Linked DNA regions of Homo sapiens: regions 1 and 2 are each linked to region 3. A link is a contact called in ENCODE Hi-C data. All regions are on one chromosome and are shown on one strand. The core of a region is the stretch at or near the end of the contact, and the rest is flanking DNA. Distances in the headings are between cores, read along the strand shown.

Region 1 (4,070 bases), core at 691-3,190, 370 kb after region 3:
CAGCTTTCTAACTATCTGCTATGATATTGGGCAACTCATTAATGTCTCTGAGCCTTAACTTCCTCATTTGTTTTTACATCTTGACTCTGATTTCTGATACCACTTTTATCCTTAGCTGACTATGATTCAGTCTCATCTGACACACAGTCACATCTGGGAAATGGCAGTTATCATCCCAGTTTCAAAAGGGGAAACAAAAGCCTTAGGCTTTAGAAGGTATGTGCAAGTCACTCCACATTCATGCCAGTTGCGTGATGACCCAGGATGGGTCCTGGGTTTTTCTATTCCTACTTTACATTTTTTTCACCACACTAAGCTAACTTGGTAGTATATTAGATAGTATGGCCTGGTAATAGAATGCCTTGTGACAGTTTCAGAATCTGCTGAATTCAGAACTGATGATGCTTAATCTGCTGAGATTCCACTGAAAGCAGTAGTATTCACTAAATCATTTATTATTTTGCAGAACAAATACAGAGTTTCCACTATGGGCCAGGTAGTTGGGTGTGGTGGTAGACAGGTTGTAGTTCTTGTGCCGTATACTCTCTTCCCATAGTCAACCTGTGGGAGTATGGGCCACAAATCCAGGTTCACGTAATAGGGACAGAGTCTCTATTATAAGGTTCCAGGGCATTCATCTATTTAATAGTAAATTATTTTTATTTTATATAGTTAATTATCTTTAATAACTTTCAAGTTCTCTTTTCCCATGCCTTGTAAAAGAGATATTTGGAATGAGAGATATTTGTTGCAGAGGTACTGGTGCTTGGTTATCAATTATATTCTGGAATTTTCCTATACTCAAAAGGGATACCCTGGTGAGAATCAAGCACCAGATTCCTACATAATCTATGGCAAATACCTCCAGGATCTGTGTTTGTGTTATTAACCTTTAACCAGTTGGTATGTTGCCAAAAGTTTCTGAATGGTGATAAGATCTTGAACTACCTTGGCAACTTTATTTTGGGGTGTGTCAGTAAACAAAGAAATACACGTAACTAAACTTTTCTGTACCATAATATTTTAATAGTAGTAATTGCGCTAGTTATCCAAAGACAACCTTCTGCATCAGAGAGCCTAAAAGGATGCCAGTGCAGTTTCTTCAAGTTTGTATTATGACCCAGGTATGAAAAACTTAGGTTAAACATCCAGTTATCACCCAGCTAAGGCCACCTGGCCAAAACTAAGGTTATGGATATAACCTAAATCCCATACCTTGATCATATATCAGAGAAATCAGCTTTTTTGATCAACAGTCACTATTATTAATATGTTATTCCATATTGTCCTTTTATTGAATTTTAAATTATAGTAAATATTCCCGGACATTACAATATAACCTCCTCAGCCTGAGGCATAAGATAGTAAAATTATCAGTTTAGCCAGTTTGAAAGTGAAGAACATCATCAATATTTTGGAGAATGATTTAGACCCATTGTCTCATAGTTAGCTTATTTTTAGACAATAACATGAAATGTGGCCAGATCTTACCAATTTACAGAGTCATTGGAAAAACACTTTTGAACAATATATTTTAAAGTTGGTGAATTTATTAGTCATGATTTTCCCATGATTTTTAAAGATATGAACTATTTTTAGAAATTAGTAAAATTACATCTGAAAATACTGTAAAATACTACCAGTAACTGCAGAATGTGAATGATAGTGGAAGAAAAGCCCATATTCTTAAGATTTGGAGTCTGGGGTTAACTCTTGGAAAGATATGTCACAGTCAGCCACTAGTGAAGAATTCTATTTCCCAGGAGTAGGAATTCCTGTGGTGAGTTACTGATCCTGATGTTCCCCATGTTCTGTTTCCTTGCTGTTTGGTCCGTGATGCAGCTTTACCCTGTTCTCCTCACTATTTATAAATGATCACGCCCTCTCCCATTGTCCAGTCATGCTGCTTTGAAAAAACAGTCTCCACTTCCTCATTTACCAGTCAGTCTTTAACCCACAGTCAGACTTTCACTCTCACAGTTCCTCGGAAAATGTTCTTGTTATGGGCATCGATGACCCCTGGTAAATCCGGTGGACACCGTGACATTATGCACGTGATTCTTGTGTTGCAACCCACACTTTTGACTTTTCCCAGCTTATCCAGCCTCACTCCTCCCCTGGCTTCCTTGTTTTTCTCCCTCTCAGGCCACTGTTATTCTTCTTTGCATGGCCTGCCCTTCAAGTGCTTTTTTAAAGGATTTTAATTATTGTCTCTTCTTTTATACATTCTTCCTAAGCAAACTCATCCCCACCCAGAGCTTCAACTACTACCCATGAGTCAATCTAAACTTTAAATCTAACTCAGACCTCTTGCCTGAGCTCCAAGTCAGTATTTCAGATATTTCATGTTATGTGTGTCATAAGAACCTCAAACTCAACACATCTAGAAAATGATTTCTTCTCTAATTGTCTTTATCTTATTAATGGAGCCACCACTCACTCAGGATTTCAAAGCCAAAATCCAGGAGTCATCCTGACTTCTCCCAAGTGCTCTACATTCATTTAATTGCTATCCTAGCCTGTTCCACCTTCTAATTATCTCTTGAATCTTTCCTGTTCTCTTCATTGCTGTTGATACTGTCTTAGTACCCAGTGCCTGACACATTCCTTCAAGTCACCAGACTTTTGCTGTTGCAGATGGATTCCTTTGCTAGAATACTCGCCTCTTATTTGGCAACTTTCTCCAGCAGGCATCCAATATTTTCTCATCCTTTGATATCCACGTCAGATATTGTCTTCTTCATAGTTTGTTTCCTGACCTTTTCTTCTGCTTCCACTGTCCAGTGTCCCAGCCCTTTAGGGTCAGATTTAGACTTAACTTCCCTGTCATTATGCAGAGACTTGCTTCTCAGCCTTTTTTATATTGCTTGTCCATTTACTTATCAGCCTTCCTCACTCACTGTGTTTCTAAAATATAAAGCCTACAACTTACAGTCACTCAACAGATGTTTCAACAAATGTATATCTATCCAGCATAAAGTATATGGCTCATGCAGCCACATGTCTACAGTGTTTTTTAATTCATTTATAACTCAACTGGACCCTATTCTCAAGCTCCTATTTCCCCAGAAGGTTTAAAAATAATTTTGATTTATTGAAATGAATTTTGAATGGCCAATAAGTAAATGAAAAAATGCTGAACATCACTAATTATCAGGAAAATGGAAAGCAAAACCACTATGAGATATCATCTTATCCCAGTTAGAATGACTGTCATCAAAAACACACACAGAAAAGACAAATGCTCATGAGGATGCCGAGAAAAGGGAACTCTTATACGCTGTGGTAATGTAAATTACTACAGCCATTATGAAAAACATTATGGAAGTTTCTCAAAAAAAATAAAAATAGAACTACCATATGATCCAGCAGTCCCACTACTGGGTATTTATCTAAAGGAAGGGACATTAGTATATCAAAGGGATACGCATGCCCCTATGTTTATTGCATCACTATTCACAATAGCAAACGTATGGAATCAACATAAATATCCATAAACAGGTGAATAAAGAAAATATGGTATACACACAATGGAACAATAATCAGCCATAAAATAAAGTATGGAATCCTTCCATTTGCACCAACGTGGATGAATCTGGAGGATATTATGTTAAGCAAAGCAAGTCATGCGCAGAAAGATAAATACTTCATCTTCTCACTCAAATGCAGGGACTTAAAAAATGAGCTCATAGATCTAGAGAGTAGAATTGTGGTTATGAGAGATTGGGAAGGGTAGGGGGAGGGGAGGCTAGGGAGAGGTTAATTAACAGATACAAAATTACAGCAATATAGGAGGAATAAATTCTGTTCTACTGTTGTATAGTGCTATGTGGTGAATACAGTTAACAATAATTTATTGTATATTTTTTCAAAGCTAGAAAAGGATTTCGAGTGTTCCCAGTACAAATAAGTGATAACTATTTGAGGTGATTGATGTGCTAATTACTCTGATTTGATCATTACACACTTTATACTTGTATCAAAATATCACTCTGTAGCCAATAAATATGTACAATTTTTACATGTCAACTAAAAATAAAAAGGAATAAAGGTGAATTTTGTTAGCCATT
Region 2 (4,223 bases), core at 1,028-3,527, 430 kb after region 3:
GAGGACAGGCTGTGCAGGTTGGGATATTTTTACCCCCAAAACTCACACAAGTTAAAGTCTTGCTAGCTCAATGGATAGCTATAGCTCCCTCCCAAGTTGGGATAGAAATTTGACATTTTCTTGATATGAACTGTGTTTTCATTTTGAAATTCAAATATTCCTACTCTCATTTCAAATTAGTTATCTCAGATTCTGGAAAGGAGGTAGCAAACAAAAACAACAAAAATCTATCAACAGGTGTAAGATTCCAAAAGAATCTTCCCAATAGAATCACACCCTATGTCAATGATAGCCTCTTGACATTAAAACGGTTTTATCTGTATTACTGTTTCCAGCTGTTGTTCAACAGATACAGTAGGCAGAATAATGCCCCCAAGGTGTTCATGTCCTAATCCTCAGGACCTGTGAGTGTGATATGTTACAAAGCAAAGGAGAATTAAGGTCGGAGATGGAGTTATGGTTGTTCATCAGCAGATCTTAAACTAGGGAGATTATCTGGGATTACTGGGTGGGCCTAGCGTAATCACCAGGGTCCTTGTAAGTAAAACAGAAGCCAGACAGAGTCAGAGGGATGCAGCATGGGAAAGACTCAACCAGCGATTGCTAGCTTTGAGGATAGAAGGAACAATTACATATTATGTAGTTGCAAATTGCTAGAACGAGGATATCGAACATTCCCAACACAAAGAAATGATAAATATTTGAGATGATGTTATGCTAGTTACCCTAATTTGATCACTATACATTGTATGTACCCCATGAATATCTACAATTATTATTAATCAATTAAAAAATAAAATTAAAAAAAAAGAAGGTGGAAGAGAGTCCCCAGCAAAGGAATATGGGCAACCTCTAGAAGCCAGAAAAAGCAAGGAATAGATTGATTCCTAGAGCCTCTGGAAAGGACTATAGCCCTGCAATAGCTTGATTTTAGCCCTGTGACTAAATTGTTATTCCAGATTTTAGCCCAGTTACTAAATTAGCCCCATAACTCATTTCAGACTTATGACCTCCAAAACTGTAAGATGATAAATTTGTGTTGTTTTAAGCCACTAAATCATAGTAATTTGTTACAGCAACAATGAGAAATAAATACAACAGTGCAGAACAAGCACAGATTAACAATTCGAATTAATAGGTTAAAAAAAGATGCATTTTCTTACACTCTCAAATCGTAAACATGCGTAAGTTATGTTTTGCACAAGTAAACAGAAATAAATCTTGATAAAATAGCATGGGTCCTTATATTTCCCTTTTAGGTACCAGAATCTTTACTGAAACAAAGTCCAACACCCAAAAGTGAGGGAGGAAGTGGTGGAGAGGGAGAAAGGATGAACAGAAATGGGAGGGACAAAGAGAAAAGACAGGGAGAAAGGGGAAAGAAAAGGGATAGGAGGAGAGGAGAGGGAAGAGAAGAGAGGGAAATCATGGAGGAAGAAATGAGACAAGTAAGGAGGAGAGGAGGGGGAAGAGAAGAGAGGGAAATCATGGAGGAAGAAATGAGACAAGTAAGAAGGAGGAGAGAAGAGGAAGGGCAAGGGAGAGGATAGTGTGAGAGGGAGGAGAGATTGAGAGGGAGGAGAGATGTATTTTTTTACTTGGGTATTTCTGAAATAAAAAATTACTTGTCGAGAATGACTGAATCCAAATTCAAAATGAAAATTTCATGTAATTATAAATGAGTCAACTTTTTAGTATATCTATCTATCTAACTTATCTATCTTAGCTATCTCTATCTAGAGACAGATTAAGATAGAGAAAAAGGGACAGGAAGAGATAATATGCTGTTTTATTTATTATAAAACTTTAAATGTTATACAATATCAGACGATATCAATGTCTAGTTCTAGATCTCCTCACTGTGTCTAAGAGACTGCTGTTTCTAGCCTGGTTCAATCTTCTGTACTCTCCTAAGTTCAACTGCTCCTCCTTTTATATTTATGGTGGAGTATCTGCTACTTGTTTCAGGACGCTTATTAGTTACCATGAAAAAGTTTTTGGGTCTTTGTTTTTTAGATTCCCTTACTGTATAACTGACATACAGACTTCAAGAAGACCCTATTTTCCTCTAGTGTGCCCCAATGTGTCCGTCTGCTTTCTCGTTCATTCTGTGAGAGAGTACTTTCTTGTTCCTTTTTCCTACAGCTAGCTGGAACTATCTCTCTCCCTCTCTCTCATTCCCTGTGTCTTCCTAGCTGGAGCTGCACACACTGCTGCCTGTTTTCTGCCTGCCTGTTGTCTTTGGCCAGTTTCTGAGAAGCCATCTGCTCCCATCTGGTGGGAAAAGCATCTTACAGATTAGAGTTCAAACTGAAAGCAGGTGCTTACTTGGCCAATGCAGTGATGTTTCTGATACAGCAGCATTAAACACTCCCTTTACATGGTTGTGCCTGTTTAACTTCCTCATTCCTGATGTCAAGGGAGCTAAGACTCTATATGGTACAAAAGGGTTTTTCTGTCTTGTTTTCAAATCTTTGTAAGTGTGTAATTGCTTATTTTAATGTAATAATTAAATAGAGAGAGGCAAGTTAGACACTTCAGAACATAAAGTATAAGATGTGAAGGCTGAAGTTGGTCTTCCAGCTGGTCTCCTTTCCATCTTGATACAAGTTAGTAGATACAAAAATCAAGTTAAATCTAAATTTAAAGGCGCATGTTAACTTTTTAAAAATAAGTTAACTTGCTACTTTTAATCAATAAATTAATGAAATGACTGAATTCTTTAAATGCACTCAATTCTATGGAATTTAGTTGATCTTTAAGGTATTACTTACCAAACTATTAAAAAACTATGAAGACATGCATTGTCTTACATATTTCATATTTCATAGTACTATATTTGATGCACTCGATTAATGAGTTACCATGAATTGTTAGCCGGTTGAATCCTAAATTGACAACAAAATGGTAATTTTTAGTTTAATCACTAGATGGCAGTAGCTTACAATAATGCATGAAAAAACTAAAGTATTGCGGTTTTCAACGCTCCTTTGTAGAATATATTAACCATATTGAACATATTTTAATCAGCCTTTTTTCTTTCTTATTCTCCTTTGACAGTAAGGGATGGGCCTTAATCAGTGTTTCTCTTTCTCTCATGTTGGCAATTAAAGTTTTCTCCATGTTATATGAAATGCTAAGCTAACAGTTTTAGGTATTTGTGAGACTATAACTGACAAAACGTTTCCATAATTTGCTGCTCACTTATTTGAATGCCTACTAATTGAAATATATTTATGAAGTCAATTATTTTCAATGCCTTTCGGCCTCCCTATATGCAGGTATGTATATGCATGTAATGAGTACATGCATCAGCATTCCCATTCACCTGGCTTCTAGAAAAAGACAAACCAGGGGAAGTGAGACAGTTCAATTTTAGCACAGGGCAGAACAAATGAAAACAATGGGAGACTGACATGAAATTTGAACTCTTTATGTAAATGCATCAATAGTTTGTGTGAGAAATAGGAAATTCTAATCCAATATTTGGGGCTAATAAATAAAATCAAGAAAATAATTTCCCTTTTTTTTTCAATTTCCTCATCCTGAAAAGTCTTTATATTGTATTTTTTAAAGTTTCTTATATTGAGCATATCTACTATTACATTTCTATAGGTAAGTTAAAAAGTAGAAAACATATTCTGTTTATTTTTGCCCATTTTTAGTGCTTGCATAGCAATCTTTGTGTGTGTGTGTAATTTTTTTATTTTACAAATACAGAGATATAGAAATAATGGGTATGATTTGGGGTCATCTTATGTTGTGAAGCATTTGAATGCACATCTCTTAACCTTCTGAACCAGATCCAAAACACGTGAGATTCTAGTACCTCTGTAAATATCTGTAAGTGTTACTGGTGCCCTTGAAAGAAGAGTGATTTTCACATAAGGTCGCAGACACCAGCACCTTTTCTCTTTCGGAGATGTAGATGAACAGACTTACATCTTCATACTTTTCAAAAACAGAAAGTATTGGAGCATGGTGATGTTTCCCCTGACAAGAAACTACTCATGGACACCGTGCCTGCGATAACAAAAGATTCTCAAGTCAACAGGGAAAATTAATTATCATTAACCTATATGTTCTGTTAATCATCATTCCTCCTGCTCTTGACTTTTTATTTTTTGTTTTATTTTCAAAAAGACAACATAAGAACACATTTGGAACTAAAACCTTCTTTCACAGCACTCTTAATTATATTTCTTTTATTCCCCCTCTCCCCC
Region 3 (3,749 bases), core at 1,144-3,643:
TACAACCTAGAGAAATCCCTTAGCTTCAGCATCATACTAAATATAACCAGAAATCATTAAGAAAGAATGTTCTTCTATTCAAACTTATCCCAGACTGTTAAAATTACTGGCCTTTATATCTGATAGCACCTAGACCACTACTGAACTCGGAACTCAAGAAATCACTGTTAATCAAATAATTGGAAGCTTTTCAGAAAATTTTCCTTTCAAAATGTGCTTCAATGAAAAATAAGGCATAGGAACAAATGTACCAAACATTCAATATCTGTCTTTAAAGTACTTCCTTGTTATATGGATGATAAATTTGTAATCATAATATCTAATATTTACTGATTGCTCTGCAGGTATCAGCTCCCATCCATAACCCTTTGAGACAGACATTATTACTATCTTCATTTTGCAGATAATAAAAATTAGGTATAAAGAAGGCTAAGTATTTTGCCCACTCTTACAGAGATTTTGTATATCTCTGTCAGGCTGGGCTCATTTTCAGGCCATATGGCTCCCAAGGCTGTGTTCCCAACCCTGCTACTGAACTGCTTCTTACAGCAACATTCTCCCAGGAAGACTTATTCCTATGTGAATTCCAGGAATTTGGATAAGGAACTGTGCTATATGGCCAGCACGTTTTAAGTTAAATGATGAGGTTGAGAAAATACTAAATACTCCCTTAAGAATTAAAGAAAAAAGTAACTTTTTCACTTAAGAATAATATATATTACATTATAGAACCATTTGCCTATTTAACAATAATAAAGAAAAAACATCCATGCTCTCAAACTACAGGCAACTGTTTATATTTTGTATATTTCTTTCCATTTCAAGGCAGATATGTAATATATTTATATCTATATGTTATCTATATGTGAATATAGTTTACATCCTATTACAATACCTCATATCCTATACTTTGCATCCTGATTTTAATTTTATATCACTCCGCGTATAACAGCCTTATAAGATGGTTTTTACTGGCTTTATAAAAACTCAATAGATGGCTATTCCATAATTTTAAAAACTCAGTAATTCCAAGGGGAACATCATATCTCCACAGGTGGACTGTCAATAATTTTGAGAAAAATTTTCCCCCATGATTCTGATTTGTTTTAACCAACCTATTAATTTTGAAATTTCAAACAGTGTTAATGGAAGACACCCTGACCCTTCCCTTTGGAAAATATGGGCTAAATAAAAGCGGTTGAAAAATAATGATTTTATCAATGTCCCTTGTTGGACATTCAGTTTATTTAAATGGATACACCTCATACCCAAATCTTTTTAGAGTTCTCATTAGGTTTAGGATACTTCTGAAAGGGTGGAATTGCTGGACCAAACGATGTGAACATTTTAATAGTCTTGATACATACTGACTGTCTGCCAGAAAACTTAGGAGTTTTAAATCTCCGACAACATTGTATGAGAAAGCTCATTATCTCACATATGGATCTACAGTAATCCTCTTAAATTGTATATCGTTCTGACTTGTATTTCCTACTTTTACATAGCTTCATTTCCCAATTCCTGTTAGAATTCCCTGATTCTAACAGGATCACACTGATCCTGTTAGAAGAGAGAAATATATGACTCTCACTTCCTTGCTCCTGTGACTGTAAGAATGCCTACCATTCATTAAACGTTAAACTCTCCGCAGGAATGAGACTAGAGTGCCCTTAATATTATTACCGGCATCTCATTGATCCCTCAAAACGACTCCTTGTCGTTGTTCTTATCTTCTAAGTGAAATGACCTAGACGTTGGGGGAGGGCAGCCCCAACCCACAGCGAAGAGCTTAAGTACTGGGATCCGAGACGGGATTTCACACACCTGTAACTAGCACCAGAGTTAAGGGGTGGGGAGGGGCAGCGTGGGCAAAGCGAAACGAAACCGAGCAAAAACAAAAACTACGGCCTTGCCGCTTGCTGTCTCCTTCTAGTTGGCCAGTTTCTAAATTAAAATAGAGGTAGCTTTGCTGCTGTCAGCGGCGTGTGTACGGACCAGTTTATTCCATTCCTAAGGACCAGACTGTCAGCGACAACTCGCATTGCGTGAGCGAGGAGGCTGCTCAGCTGAAAGCTGAGGCAGATGGTGCACATTTATACCCTTTGCAAAAGGAAATGGTCTGATATGGGAAATAGGAGGAGCGACTGTTCCTAGGTAATTCGTGGCTACAGTGGACACTTTGAAGTCTGGGGGACGCGAAGGTAATGAAACCTGAAGAGCGCACAATCTCACACGATCGACGCCTCTGGGCTCAAACAGGAGGAAGAAGGACGCATGCGTCACGCGCACGCCAGGGGTGTCCCTCCGGGAGCGCTCTGCGCAGGCGCGGACGCAGGTTACAGCAGCGCTTGGCCTCTGCTGATGCCGTCGTTATCCTACCCCTCCCCCGTCCCAGCTCTACGGCGGCCGCGCGCTCCAGGCCGGTCGCTCCACCCCCCGGCTCCCGGGACTGTGGACTCCACGACCCTGTCCTCGGCCCTGTCCGCGCCGAAGCAGCCCGGGACTGCGCAGCGCCCCGCGTGCCGGTGAGCGACCCCGGACGTGCAGTCCCCAGGTCCCCTTCCGGAGCGAGGCTGAGCGGCTGCGCCGCGGCTTGAGCCGGGCCTGACAAGGAGGGGAGGCCGCTGGGGTGCTGGGCCAGCCGCAGGTACGGCGGCGGTCAGGGCTGGTGATCGAGTTGCTGTGTCGCCTCTAATGAGGCCCAGCCAGGGAACACTCGGCTTCGGCCCAAGCCCTACCTCTGGGTTGCCTCTAGGCCCTCACACCTTGAGCGCCAGGTGGCCCTCTTCCTTTTGCTGTTGATGAATGTTCTTGCCGTGGTGCCGGGATCTTATTTTGCAGCTTTACAGAGTAGGCTTTGTGCTAGGTGTTGTTTATGGAGCTTTTCAAAGGCGCTTGTTTCCTTAGTTCTCAAGCCCTTTTAGAACTAAAACCAGTGTCTACACAGAAGATCAGGAGCCATTTAAATTGGAGTGCTGTGATATATTTTTTCTCTCCAAACTGAGTCTGATATCCATGTTGACTTTCAGTAAACTAAGGAACCGCTATAATAAATAACACTGAGCCCACAGAGGTTGCAGAAGAGGGTCTAGCACCCCTTTTTTAAACCATTGAGTCTCCCAAGAATAAAAGTGGTTACACTTGTCAGTTCTCTAAGGAAAATCTAGTAGAGAAGGCAAGGGATTCCCAGTTTCTCACAGAGTCTGGCACTTGTCCAAACACCTACCCTAAAGCAGAATCGATCATGGCAGCTATTAGATTAGGACAGAAAACAGGCTCAAACGGAGAGCCACTTGAGTCTGCCTTTCTGTGTCTTTTTTCTCAACGCGCTCCAGTTAAGATGCAGCTTACAGCCTGGCTGTGTTGACTGAGATCCCAGAAAGAGTGCCCTTAAGGCCTTGCTGATAAGGCCCAATGATCCCAATTCATCTAGTGTTCCGCATAGACCCCAAGGTTACAGTGTGTGGGGACAGTGATGTTAAGTCTTCCCTATCCTACCTGTGGCTGACAGGTGTTGATTAAGACAATGATTTTTTAGAAGTCATAAATCATTTGTATTTTTGATGTGGGCAGTGATTTTTATAAATACATAGTTTTTTTTTTTTGAAAGAGTGAAAATCTCATTTTACATTTGTTTGCATACCATTTGTATAGTTTTTTAAATTCTGTTTATTTGAGTGACAGCAACAAGTGGATGGCATGCGAATTTTATTTATTTTTTTATCTTTGTATTTATTTTGTGTATATTC

The links. A loop is a pair of places that touch in the nucleus more often than their neighbours do. Pooled maps may share reads with other maps.
Region 1: a loop to region 3 is called in a pooled map, with 3 times the contacts of the local background. The contact joins the enhancer-like site here to the promoter of TMEM106B in region 3. A Hi-C loop is called at or near these places in 3 of 37 single-sample maps with no recorded cell type and 2 of 50 pooled maps.
Region 2: a map of naive thymus-derived CD4-positive, alpha-beta T cell shows a loop between it and region 3 (5-fold over the local background). The contact joins the enhancer-like site here to the promoter of TMEM106B in region 3. A Hi-C loop is called at or near these places in 1 of 168 maps with a recorded cell type or tissue (naive thymus-derived CD4-positive, alpha-beta T cell), 1 of 37 single-sample maps with no recorded cell type and 8 of 50 pooled maps.

The regions. Positions count from the first base shown.
Region 1 is chr7:12,583,196-12,587,265 of GRCh38, forward strand. All of the region lies in intron 3 of SCIN (scinderin), which reads left to right. The region is part of intron 2 of LOC107986768; the gene reads right to left. Among named protein-coding and RNA genes, the nearest start is that of SCIN, 15 kb to the left of the region's middle. Within about 2 kb of position 1,941, at least 2 of the 41 ENCODE cell types and tissues checked have a DNase peak (open chromatin) inside an H3K27ac peak, as active enhancers do.
Region 2 is chr7:12,636,119-12,640,341 of GRCh38, forward strand. SCIN (scinderin) reads left to right here. Exons shown (of 16, transcript NM_001112706.3): 10 at 1-17. Among named protein-coding and RNA genes, the nearest start is that of ARL4A, 49 kb to the right of the region's middle. Within about 2 kb of position 2,278, at least 5 of the 41 ENCODE cell types and tissues checked have a DNase peak (open chromatin) inside an H3K27ac peak, as active enhancers do.
Region 3 is chr7:12,208,901-12,212,649 of GRCh38, forward strand. TMEM106B (transmembrane protein 106B) reads left to right here and starts at 2,394. Exons shown (of 8, transcript NM_001134232.2): 1 at 2,394-2,525. RefSeq lists enhancers at 1,793-1,942, 2,076-2,594, 2,153-2,202, 2,595-3,111 and a silencer at 2,383-2,692.